Regions from separate parts of the Homo sapiens genome. Here region 1 is linked to region 2. A link is a contact called in ENCODE POLR2A ChIA-PET data. All regions are on one chromosome and are shown on one strand. The core of a region is the stretch at or near the end of the contact, and the rest is flanking DNA. Distances in the headings are between cores, read along the strand shown.

Region 1 (6,816 bases), core at 68-2,567, 290 kb before region 2:
ACAGCCATTCTAGGACCATCTGGCAACAATTAATCAAATTAAATGTATTATCCACAAACTGCTCTGGGTTTTTTTCCCAAGAAAGCATCATATGTCCACAAAGTGATTCATTGCAGCATTATTTGTGGAGGGGAAAGTTCACAGCAATTTGAGTGTTCTGCACTAGGAAGTAGGTGAGTAAAATGGGGAAGATGCTCAAGACAGGAAGCACTAGACAGTAGTTAGAAGCAGTGTATTAGATGCAGCCATAGCAACGTAGCTGAATCATAAACATATAGAACTTAATGTGAAAAAACAAAATTATATATATATATGTATGTGTGTATTTATATATGTGTATATATGTGTGTGTACATATATGTGTGTGTATATATAAAAAATATATATATATTTTTTTTGAGAGTCTCACTCTGTCGCCCAGCTGTAGTTCAGTGCCACCATCTTGGCTCACTGCAACCTCTGCCTCCCAGGTTCAAGCGATTCTCCTGCCTCAGCCTCCCAAGTAGCTGGGAGTATAGGCATACACCACCATGCCCAGCTAATTTTTGTATTTTTAGTAGAGATGGGGTTTCACCATGTTGGCCAGGATGGTCTTGATCTCTTGACCTCGTAATCTACCCACTTCATCCTCCCAAATTGTTGGGATTACAGGCGTGAGCCACTGTACCCAGCCAATAAAATAATATGTTAACATGGTCATCCATGTAACTTAAACAAGCATGCATGAAAACAATGATACATACATTTTGCAGGAACAAAAGCAAAAAGATAAACCATTAACATAATTGCTTATGGGGTGGTGGTGGAGAATGGAAGGGGCTGTTGGGATAATTAAATGAACCTTAGAATAGGCCAAGGTTGATGTGCCAGGAACAGAAGAGTAAGATGGCCTCCATGGTCTGCACCTGAGGCTCTCTAACAGATTTATTGAAAGAAAGGAAACACATTTATTGAAAGAAAGGCATACCACAGGAAATAAAGTGGTATGGCTCAAAGGTATAATGAGACACCATGCAGCCATTATACATATTGCAGAAGTTTGCTTATAAACATTGAAATATATTTGTTTTAATATTCAAGTGACACTGGCCCAAGAGTTTCATAGACAGTTGCTTTTGGATAAACATAAATATGGACCCTTCTGCTGTAAAAGCTTGAAACATATCTGTTTTATCTGAGTTCCTTTCTCAGGAAATGACCTTCAGGCCTCTCACAAAAAGTATCAAAGAACTGAAACCAGATTGCCACACCAGATGCCCCACCCCTCATTCACTATGATTGCTTCCTTGCCCCTCCCAAGTTCCTGTTTTCTTACACATTGTTACATTTTTTTGTGTGCTATATAAACCCTTGGTTTTAGTTGGTCAGGGAGATGGATTTGAGACTGAGCTTTCTTCTGCTCTGCTGCATCACTCAATTAAAGCCTTCTTCCTTGGTGACACCTGTCATCTCAGTGGTTTGCTTTTTGTGCAGTGAGCAGCAGGACCTAGACCAAACCCCTGGTGTTTTGGTGACACAAGTGGAAGAGCAGAAGAGTGGGCTAAAGAGCATGCCCACTGTTAATTCATTATTCAGCAAAACAAAAAAATACCTATAAGTTAAAGAAACAGAGTGGCTGGTAGGATTTCAGGGATTCAAATACTTTCTTCTCATCTATATTTCCAACATGGCTTCAATGACCAGGTCTGGGCAATAAGGAGAAAAAGGAATTATTTTTTAAGGAAGACTTTTGCTTTTAAAAAGATAAAAAACAGAGATCATCGGTTGTGAGAATGTACAGGTACTGAAAAGGAGGCAGTGTTTTTCTAAGTCTTTGTGTTTTCAAATGCAAATGGTAAAGCCCAAGCTTTGAGGGAACAGAGGGAGCCATAGCTGTTCTAAGGATCCCCATTTGAATGGGGCAGTAGGACATGCATTACATGGGGTGTCCACAGAACTGCCTCCAGCCCCAACAGGAGTAGATATGTCTCCAACTCAGGAAAATTACTTCAGTACAGCACTGTTTAACACAGCATACGTATTCCAAAAGGACAGAACTTTAAGGCAAATGATTTTTATTTAGACAGGTTAAGGCTGGAGGATATGGTGATGCCAGCCTGACATATGCAGACTTTGTAGCTGCAACATGCTTGCTGCAGGCCTTGCAAACATCTTTTCATTCTTCCTTTCCCAGATGTTGACAGCCATCTCCTGGCAGCGCTTAATGAAATGGCAGATGACTATTTGTTAGAGGCTTTCAGCTTTACAAGAGCAATAGACATTTCGTCAAGCTGTGTGGGGTGATAACCTGTAACCATATGCAACAGATCTTTTTCCCATGTCTGGACATACTAAACTGGCATGTCACAGAGTGTACAGAGAACTTCACTCTTGGGACCCATCCCCTTTTTCAAGTGCTTGCCTGCCTACAAGTATTGGAATTGACAGCCCCAACATCAGCCAGTGATGTTGTAAGAGATAGTGATCTTGTCTTTTGAAATGCTGGGTCACAGAAATCAGTGAGATGTTGCTGAGTGTTTTCCTATAAGGAATAGTGCTAATGACTCCAGTGCAGGGTCTGAGGTGTCTCAACTGCCAGAGAACTTCATCATGGGTCAGGCTGATTGGCTTTCAGCATACAAAACGTAATCAAACCAAGGTTTGGCAAAGCCTTGGTCATTTCCAAATTTTCTAGATATATGAGACATGTAGGGGGTAGAGAAAGAGAGGAATAACACAAAATGATTGCTTTGAGGAATAAAAACATCCTGGCAGGAGGGAAATGAAATTTAGAGAACTGCCCTACCATAGATTTTCTTAAAGCCTGGCCTAGAATGAAGGAAGCAAATTTCTGTAGTTACTATAGCTACACGTTTTCATGTTACATTTGTGTTGTGAACCGAAAATGCTAGATGAGAAATTGTCTACTGATTAATTAGAACTGATAAAGAGGCCCTATTACAGAGAACGATTAGCTTCCTTCACTTAACGGTTTCCCACCAATCATCAAATTCATAATTTAGCACCATATGATTTTTCTACATGCAAAGAGGAAATAAGATAGCTTAGATTATTCAGAGAGGGGCCTGAATCTGAATTCAATTACATGACACCTGGTAATACTGAGAAAGGTCAAGCGCTTCAGAACCAGAAAAATTCAGATTCTAATCCAAGCTCTCTTTCCAGGGTGTATGTTAAGCAAACGACATAGCCTGGCTGGGCCTGATTTCTCATCTATAAAATGGGAATGGCACCACCGGGTTTGAGAATTGTGTTGATGTTTAAGTCAGAGGGCAGATGAAAAGCTTCTTGCTCAGTACTAAGCACATACATGTGTGCGTGTATACACACATGCTTAGTACTGAGTAGGTATATATGTATACACACACACATACACACAGTAGGTGGACAATAAGTGTTTAGGTTGCTGTCTTCCTGATGGTTTCAATGGTTTTTGAGTTTTCTATGCCCAAGGGCTTAAAAAACACCAATAATCATCGTAGTAGACTTTAGCTGGAGACAAATTTGAGCACGGATGGTAAATATACTCTTATATTACTATTGCCCATGCCTCCCAGATAAGAATCACCTGCCCCTCATGTCCACTGATTATAAACCCAGTTTCTCAGGCCTTGTCCTAGAGATTTTTGCGTGAGTGGATCAGCGATGAGGTCTAGAAACTTGTATTTTTAACAAATATTCCAAGTAATTCTCATCTTCTAGGAAGCTTGGGGAGTAGTGATAACAATGCTTCTCAAATTTTGAAGGGCAAGCAAATTACTTGGCTATCATGGAAATGCAGAAAATCAGCAGGTCCAGGGATGGGGAAGGCAGGGGGTCAGGGGACTGAGATTCTGCATTCCTAACACACTCCCAGGTGATGCAGATGTTGCTGGTCTGAGGACCACACTTTGAGTGGAAAGGGTCCTTAGGGCTCAACTGGACCAGCAGTTATATGGGAAATGTCTTCAAGTTCTGTTCATGATGATTTCATGTTGAGGTAGAATGAGTCAAGTATCATCCTCTACCTGGGAAATTTGTTTTTGCTTTTCAACCTTGCATGCACATTAGAATCACCTGTGGAAGTTATTTTATTATTTTTTAATTATAGATGCCTAGGCCCAATCTTCAGAGATTCTAACTCCCTGGTGTGGCCAGGCAGGGCATTCATGTGGTCAACAGGCAGGCAGCATCTGAGTCATTTGAGAAGAGCTTGTTAGAATTTTCTGCGCTATCATAGGCCTTCTGAACCAGAATTAGCAAGATCCCACATGAATCATGTGCATGTTAGAGCTGAGATGTGCTGCCTCACCTGAAGTCTTCAAGCCAACCCCTTTTCTTCTTGTAAATGCTTGGCAGTTCAGTGCTCAACAGCCAAGGGAAGCTGCCATTGCCCCCTGTGGGAGGGTTAGTACTATTTTTAGAAGTGATTTCTCCCTACTTTAATTCCTATCTCTAGTTCATGAATTCTCTGGTCCTCTTGATAGTCTTGCCCCATGTCCCCACATCATGCCACCTCCAAAAGGCAGAACTTGTAATTTTTTTTTTATTATTAAAGTTTTAGGGTACATGTGCACAATGTGCAGGTTAGTTACATATGTATACATGTGCCATGCTGGTGCGCTGCACCCACTAACTCGTCATCTAGCATTAGGTATATCTCCCAATGCTATCCCTCCCCCCTCCCCCTACCCCACAACAGGCCCCAGAGTGTGATGTTCCCCTTCCTGTGTCCATGTGTTCTCATTGTTCAATTCCCACCTATCAGTGAGAATATGTGGTGTTTGGTTTTTTGTTCTTGCGATAGTTTACTGAGAATGATGATTTCCAATTTCATCCATGTCCCTACAAAGGACATGAACTCATCCTTTTTTATGGCTGCATAGTATTCCATGGTGTATATATGCCACATTTTCTTAATCCAGTCTATCATTGTTGGGCATTTGGGTTGGTTCCAAGTCTTTGCTATTGTGAATAATGCCACAATAAACATACGTGTGCATGTGTCTTTATAGCAGCATGATTTATAGTCCTTTGGGTATATACCCAGTAATGGGATGGCTGGGTCAAATGGTATTTCTAGTTCTAGATCCCTGAGGAATCGCCACACTGACTTCCACAATGGTTGAACTAGTTTACAGTCCCACCAACAGTGTAAAAGTGTTCCTATTTCTCCACATCCTCTCCAGCACCTGTTGTTTCCTGACTTTTTAATGATTGCCATTCTAACGGGTGTGAGATGGTATCTCATTGTGGTTTTGATTTGCATTTCTCTGATGGCCAGTGATGGTGAGCATTTTTTCATGTGTCTTTTGGCTGCATAAATGTCTTCTTTTGAGATGTGTCTGTTCATGTCCTTCGCCCACTTTTTGATGGGGTTGTTTGTTTTGGCATTACCATTCAGGACACAGGCATGGGCAAGGACTTCATGTCTAAAACACCAAAAGCAATGGCAACAAAAGCCAAAATTGACAAATGGGATCTAATTAAACTAAAGAGTTTCTGCACAGCAAAAGAAACTACCGTCAGTGAACAGGCAACCTACAAAATGGGAGAAAATTTTCGCAACCTACTCATCTGACAAAGGGCTAATATACAGAATCTACAATGAACTGAAACAAATTTACGAGAACTTGTAATTTTTGTAGGCTGCATCACATTGTGCTTACATTGTTATAAAGAAGGAAAAATAATGCCTTGAAGAGCTGGGCACCCTTGTAGTCCCAGGTACTCGAGAGGCTGAGCAGAGAGGATCCCTTGAGCCCAGGGGTTTGAGGCCAGCATGGGCAACCCATGTCTCTTTAAAAAAATGCCTTGGGCTTAAAAGAGGTAGCCCTCAGTTTATTAGGGAAATATTATACACCCAAACACATATTTAGCTACATTTCAATTTTTTAAAATCCCAAATAAGATAACACTACGTGGATGCTGAAAATACAGTACAAGAAATTGTGCCCCAGACTGGACAGACCCACAAGAGCATGTCTAATTGTTTGCCCTTTAATGACCTCATTAGTTTTACCTGGTCGAGCTCAAGGTAAATACCTTTAAAACTTCAATCTCTTGCTTTTCATTTAAAGTTTCTTTTATGTATTCGCTCTAAACTGGTTGTTCACTTAATAGCTCTTGCTATGGCCATTATTGGCTCTGTGATGTGTGTACTTAATATCCTTTGTGGGTTTTTTCTTTTATGGTGAAGACCGACTTTTCTGCATAGCATGATACCAAGTCCCATTAAAATGACCATTTCCATACTTACTTTTAAAAACTGTGAATCTTAGCAGAGTGGGTTCCTCTAAGCAGGGAAAACTACATCACGCAGGCAGTGAAAAACACTGTCATGATTCTGTCCCATTTCATCTTGCAATTTATATTGTAGTAGAATAGTGTGTGGGAGGAAGAAGGTCTCGTCTAATGGTAGAGGTTAAATGTATGGGCTGTCCAGTCAGATCGCTTGAGTTCAAGCCTCAGTCCTGCCAATCACGAGGGTTAGTCACTTAACCTCTTTCCAAGTTTTGGCTTCCTAATTTATAAAATGAAGCAACGTATAGTTCAAATGGCACGGAGATTAAATAAGAAGATGGAAATAAAGTATTTAGTGTGTTACTTGGCTTCTAGTAAATGTGCTACAAACAGTAGCGACTACTAATACTTCCTTTCTTGTTCAATTCGGTCCAGCAAATGTATTAGTCCGTTCTCACACTGCTATAAAGAACTGCTCAAGACTGGGTAATGTATAAAGGAAAGAGGTTTAATTGACTCGTAGTTCAGCATGGCTGGGGAGGCCTCAGGAAATTGACAATCATGGCAGAAGGCAAAGGGGAAGCAAGCCACCTT
Region 2 (7,003 bases), core at 1,731-4,230:
ATTTTCCTGACACCAATGAATTTCAAGTTCATGCACTTCCCCATCATCATCTTTCTTTCATTAGTCATTGGTGGCCTCATCCTATGACTGAGTTACTGCAAGTACTCTGCACTAACAATTAATTTAGGAAAAGAGTTCAAAGAAGCCAAGATGTGTAAGGCAGTATATCAGGTGCTTTTAGGGATACATGAGGAAAAACAAAACACATTTAAAAGCTAGCTGGGGCAACATACATACACGCATATAAAACAAAAGAGTTATCACCAGGTGCAAGATTATGCAGTATTACTTGAATGTGTAAATGCTAACAGAGGAGAGAAAATAAAAAGGAATGAGATAATTCAGCTCAAGCAGTGATTCTGAAGCCTGGCAACACATTAATGTCACCCAGGGAGTTTTTAAAAATACTAACGCCTGAGCCCCACCCCTAGAGATCTAGAGAGAAAGTGGTTTGTGTATGTTGTTTATTAGAGGTTGGCACTTTTAAGTCCCCCTAAGGACTATTGGTTTGCATAAACCATTTGCCTTTGGATTGTTTTCCTCTTTAGGGAATATTAATTTTCTAGGCTGTCATTACAGAGGTAAAGTTTCAGGTTTTTAGATATTTCCTTTGCAAGTGGGAAGCAGTGTGAGGCAAGGAAAGGTACTCAAAATGGAGTTCTCACTACTTGACAAAGCTTAAAATTAGCTGGGTGTACAGGCTCATCCAGGGATAGGATCTCCTAAAGAAACGCTTTGGGTGCCATTTTTCTGGTCTGCATTTCTGAGAGTCACTTGTAAAGGCAGAAGCAGAGGACAAAAAAGTTCATACCATAGAACCAGATCTTACACAGGGCTTGGCTGTAAATCATCAGAAGGCAAAAATGGTCTACATTCTAACAACAATTGAAAAATCCAGTAAGTTGCTCATAAATACATGCTTTCCTAAATGAAGACAGTAGTCAAGCTGGAAAACCAGTAGGGAGATCCCTATAGAAATGCCTGAACAGTCAAACCACACAGCCTGTAAAATAACAGTAAAATCCTTGTGGGAAATGTGAGATGGATGGAGAATCCTAAATTATCTTTCTCTTTTTACAGATTTTATTTAATTTTCTTTTTGTATCTATAATCATAATGCACTTTCATATATTTATTTGTGCTAGTCAAGTTAAGCAAAATAAACCAGCCAGGCACAGTGGCTCATGCCTATAATCTCTCAGGATTTTGGGAGGCCGAGACGTGTGGATCACTTGAGGTCAGGAGTTCGAGACCAGCCTGGCCAAAACGGTGAAACCCGTCTCTACCAAAAAAAAGACACACACACACACACAAAAAAAAAAATTAGCTGGGCGTGGTGGCACGTGCCTGTGGTCCCAGCTACTCAGGAGGCTGAGGCAGGAGAATCGCTTGAACCCAGAAGGCGGAGGTTGCAGTGAGCCAAGATGGCACCACAGCACTCCAGCCTGGGCTAAAGAGCAAGACTCTGTCTTAAAAAAACAACATCAAAAACAAAACAAAACAAAACAAAAACAAAATAAACCACAAAAGGCTAAAACAAAATGCTTGCTGGGTTTATATGTAAATTTTATTTGATCAAAACCACAACACTCACTTTCTTTGAAAAATAAAGAAATTAGCTACCTTATTCCTTTCTTTCCAAGTTGGCTTTTTCTGCCATAAAGCTAAATGAACAAGACTGTGGTATCAGTTCTCATAAGCCCTTTATACAGACAAAGTCTCCGAGTCATGATATGACTGTCTAGTGTGGTTTATTAAGATTTTATCATAAACTGCGTCTATAAGCTTCATCACAAAATCAGCTGGCTGCCTGGACAGGACACACAAGTCTTCCCATGGAAAGCCCAGAGGAGATCAGCAATTGACCAGAGTTGCAAAGCCATGAGATAGTGGAATCAAATGAACCTATGTCATCCAGTTCCAATTTTTTCCCCTATACTCCACCACGGCAATGTCAGAGAGTGGGAGACAGTGGTGATGTGAGCAACTGAAAGGAGAGGTTTGAATAAATACACGAGCAGGGAGGGCTGGTACTGATAATAAAGAGGGCACTCTTTCCCCTAACGAGGAAGAAAGGAACAGGTGAAAACAGGCACTTTTCAAAGATAAGCAAAGTAAAACTGAAGCAATTCACTTGAAGTTCTGTAATTTCAGTAATACAGAAGGCAAAAGTCTTCTACCAAGGGCAAAGGCAAGGGCACATGTGGGGATTAAAGCCAACAAAATGGGTTTCCTTTATTCAATCACATACTTTTTAGTAAAGGTGGATATGGCTGGTGCTGTGCCAGACACTGGGGAGAAAGGACTTTACTCACTGTAAAATACAGTGTGAAAAGGCCTGGAATAGAGGTCTTTTCAAAGTATGCAGTAATACAAAAGGGAGGAGGGTGATCAGTTTCTCTGAGGAGGGTCAGGACTGTTTCTTCCCCAATGTTTCTTGTTATTCATGCTAACAAAATACAGTGGAACTGATACTACCTTCAATCTCAAGGATAAGCTCCAATTAAACTAATGACAAAACTCACTGCTTTCATCAAAGTAATTGGTTTAAAGATGACATGTGACTCAACCTGAGCAAATGCAAAATGATGCATAATGATGCATAAGATGCAAAATGATGTTTGCTCAGGGCTTCTGGGAAAGAACTTCCTCCCTTGTCCGAGAGAGCTAACGAGAAAGAAGTAGCATTAAACCTACAAAACTAATGGCAGCCACAAGAATAGGTGTCACAGGTAGCAGACAAGAAAGCCTGGTAGAACCTGGGTCTTGGGTGAAATCTCTGAAACAATACATCTACCCTTGCGTGTATTTGGACTTCTCTGGTACATGAGCCAATCGAGTCTCTTTATTGTTTAAACCAGTTTAACTTGTGTTTTCTAGTCTTTGCAATTCAAAAATTCCTAAGTGACACAATACTTGAGCCTGGTCTTTCTTTTGCAATGTCTGGGAATTAGCCTGGCAGCCTTGGGAGTAGGTGAGAAAGGGGAATTCCAGAAGAGAGAACAGACGTAGTCAGGTAGGGTGGAGTGAAACAGAACACACTCAGGAAACAACATGGCTGGAACAGAGATCAGGAAGGAAAAATCAGCAGGACAGGAGTATGGAGGCAGGGACAGGGCCACATCATAGAAGGGTTTTGGAAGTGGCTGCCTTTATCTTATAGGGAATGGTGAGCTCATGGAACATTTTAAAGAGGGGAATAAGATGGCCTAATCAACATGTTAAAAAAGATTACTCTGGCATTAGGGTGTCACATGGCTCTGGGAGGGCAACATGGGAGAGAAGTTAGGACACTTCTTTAATTATCCAGGAAGCATGGCTGAGGGCCAGGAACAAGGAAGAGGCAGTGAGGAGGAGGAGGAGGGGCAGAGTCAGGAGAGAAATGTGTGTACAGGATCCACAGGAGTTGAGAGGAAATGCTTAACTCCTGGGCTGATTTAGAATAGTTGTGGTGGAGCTCAGGACAGGGTACCATTCAGAGATGAGGAGAAAAGACTGTCTAAAAGCACTGAGGGCCTTTCGGAAGTTAAGCAAAATGCAAATCTGAAAGTGGATGAAAAGATGGCAAACGATTTAAGTTACACCAGCGAGTCCCTGATGAGCAGGAATATGAGACAAACTGTAAAATAAAATCCCAGATTTTGCTTAGATGAAAAGTTAAACATCATTCATGACAACCACCTTTTCCACTTTAAATTTTTTACACAAATAGTGGGAACTGTCTTTCTTTACTAAGCTCATCTACCTTCACTACCTTAATAATGGCATCTCACATTTACTGCACAGTGACATACATTATCTTATTTAAACTTCACTATTATTCTCATTTTAGAGATGAGAGAACTGAGGCACACACAGGCTAAGTAACTCACACAAGGTCATAGAGCTGGTAGAAGGCTTAGCTTGTCTTTGAATCCACATCTGCCCAAGTCCAGAGTATGTTAATTATTTTTCATCACCAAGTAATGACTTGATACTTTTGCACCACAGACCCCTCCTGTAGGCTATCAGGCTGCATTCATAGTTGGTAACACACTGTCAATTACTCTTAGGAGAGACACAACACAGATCTTGGCAACTCTTTCTAAGCAAATTTCACACTTTTTAGAGACTCTGATTTTATGTGAACCAAAGCCCTGTGAATATGTTACTTTTAACACAGACCTTTTAAAGCAGAAGAAGCGTAACAAGTCAAATAATCAGCTAACCTCAAGTAAACGGACAAATGAAACAAGCTTCCTTTCTAGTCAATTATTATGGGTTTTGATGCTTCCTAACACATTATACCCTTGATGTCAAAATCGAGCTTGAGAATCAGACATTTGTACACATATTGTCTTTCAAGTCAGTATGACCTAGGAGGAATATGTCTCCTAAGTCAAAGTTTACATGCTTCTCTGCAGGGTTTTGCTGAGTAGTAGCCAACAGTTACATGAATAACAGCTCTAGTTTATTGTTTATTATATACTAACTGAAGTGCATTTATTATATCAAGGTTAATAGCTTCCAGCCCACAGTCATATTGTACTTTGTGTGCTCACTTTGTTCTCAAAGAACAAAAGAACTCTCTCTTTCAAGCAAAAGTTTCTGCGTCGTTTTTAAAATTAAAGAAACTAGTTTTGATCAAATTAGAGAAGGCACAGTCCTTCATAAAAAAAAGAAGCTAAAATATAAAACTCATATTAGATCAATTGAACTCATAGCTTAAAACAATCCTTATTTAAGTCAATTGTATGTTTCATAGTGATTAAACAAATAGGATCAGGATTCAGACATACCCATATTCTAATCCAAGCCAATGCCAGGAAGCATCCTTCATAAACTTTAACTTCCCTAAGATTCAATTTCCAAAATTACAAAATGAAAATAATACAGCTTATCTTATGGGGTGTTGAGAAGATTAATGCTAACACATGTCCTGCATGTGGCACAGCTCCCAAACCTAAGAGCACCCTTCGTGTTAGCTATGACTATTTAAGTGCACTGCTTGAATTAGAAGAAGGAATCTAGGGCACAACTACAGAGCTACGGTAAAGAGACAGCACCGACTCAATAAAAGAGCAAGGGTATGTGACCCACACATCTTCTCCACCTCTAAATACTGAACCTGGGCAAAGGGCTGTGAATACATTTGAAAATTCGAAGCAAATTAGACTTCAGTGAAATCACACACCCTGCTATTAATCAGTAAGAAAATTACTTTAGCAGAAGGAGATCAAACACCAATGCTAGCTACATATTTAGAATTTTAATTGCCTTTAGGATAGTGCAAATTTAGAGATCCTTCAGGATCTCTATAAAATTAAAGTCATTGTGGACAACTTTTGTGATTTCCTTTTTTTCCTAGAATGATTTATGAAGGCTCTTGATAAATATGCGTATCAGCCCTGCCACTTAACTATGTTTCTTGTTACTTGGGAAAGCCTGTGACCTACAGTGAGCTTAGATAAAAAGGCAACACCGCACAGCTGTGCCCCACAAGGCTCCACAATTTTTTCAGTTCTTCCATCCATTACCAGCAAATTACAGTAAATTCGAAGTATTGATCTGCACAACCCTATATGGGAAGAAAGTTACCATCGACTTTTATTGCTTATTGTTGGGTCCAATTCCCTAGAATCAATAAAAGCTACAATGTTCATAAGCTTCTAAAAAGCTAGTTAATATAGTGGATATAAGACACCTTTTAGAATCACTATAAATCTATAGGATTCTTCAACGGAACAGTGGCAAACATCTTCAATGTTCAAAAGCTTTATTTGATTTTAGAGTCTTCTCATTATCCAGGAAAATGCCCTGGGAAAGAAGTGAATATCAATGATGTGGAATAAAAACTCAGCAACTAGAAAGAACCCTGCTTAACAGATTTCTACTTTCACTTTTCAGTTCACTTGCATTTCCACACCAACCTCACTGTCCAATCCACAGCCAATCATTAAGAATTGTGTCTCTCACATAGATTTAAGATGAGTTTTCTTGACAGGGCTTTCCAGGACCCATCAGGGGACGAGTTTGCTAATAAATGTACATTTCAACTGCCCCTAATTTGAAGAATCAATATTCTTTTATGAACCAATTTTTTAAAATCAGATAATAATTCAAGTGTTCTATTAAAATTACAGACAACCTTAATACCAAAAGAAAAAGGCTTTTTATAGAACCAGGAGACAGAATTGGATGAGACTATTTGAAAAGTGATACTGAATTTACTCTGCTGAGATTAATCATTTTTATTTACTACAGACACCTTGTGGTTTATCTAGCAGTCCCTATTCTGAAAGCCTATTTTAGTGTAGAAATTTACTGGCAAATCAGCTCAAGGGACCTCTTGAACTGCTATATGAAGCTAATACCCACAAGTCTACTTTCTTCTGGCCATTCCTCTCCATCTAAATGCAAAAACAACACTTAAAATATACATATAAAATGTATGAGCACGATGGAAGATTAATGACACACATATTCAAATAATCAATAATGTAAACTTAAGCCTCTAATGGTACCGAAATTTATTGTAAAGAGGTCACAGAATAAACAATTAGCTTATAGAAGATATATATCACTTAATAAGTAAAGATTCTATTTGTTACAGGGTACAGTTTTTTTAAAGTATTTTCTCCAATGTACTATTTTATTTTTATTTTTTTTTTTAGTAGAGACGGGGTTTCACCATGTTAGCCAGGATGGTCTCGATCTCCTGACCTTGTGATCTGCCCGCCTCGGCCTCCCAAAGTGCTGGGATTACAGGCGTGAGCCACCGCGCCCAGCCCAATGTACTATTTTAAATAACATCATCTGGAAGTATGCAGGAATTGAGAACTTCGAGAATGAAGACCATGGGTTAAGGTAAGATTCTCTGCTTCCTATTTCACACCCTCCCCTACCCATCACCACTGTGAAAACTAGTACAGCTGTGGCTGCCATTGCAGTGTTAAAAATCAACTTTATTCTTGAAAGGGACATTTTCTCACACAGGATTTCATGTAAGCCTTACCACTATCCT

Evidence for each region. ChIA-PET counts read pairs that join two places held with the same protein, here RNA polymerase II (POLR2A).
Region 1: POLR2A ChIA-PET joins it to region 2 with 15 read pairs in activated CD4-positive, alpha-beta T cell. The contact joins two enhancer-like sites. POLR2A ChIA-PET finds 5 or more read pairs at or near these places in 2 of 52 experiments (activated CD4-positive, alpha-beta T cell and common myeloid progenitor, CD34-positive).

Annotation. Positions count from the first base shown.
Region 1 is chr5:67,171,577-67,178,392 of GRCh38, reverse strand. No RefSeq gene overlaps it. Among named protein-coding and RNA genes, the nearest start is that of CD180, 22 kb to the left of the region's middle. Within about 2 kb of position 1,317, at least 2 of the 41 ENCODE cell types and tissues checked have a DNase peak (open chromatin) inside an H3K27ac peak, as active enhancers do.
Region 2 is chr5:66,887,693-66,894,695 of GRCh38, reverse strand. The region is part of intron 3 of MAST4 (microtubule associated serine/threonine kinase family member 4); the gene reads right to left. Among named protein-coding and RNA genes, the nearest start is that of MAST4-AS1, 110 kb to the left of the region's middle. Within about 2 kb of position 2,980, at least 6 of the 41 ENCODE cell types and tissues checked have a DNase peak (open chromatin) inside an H3K27ac peak, as active enhancers do.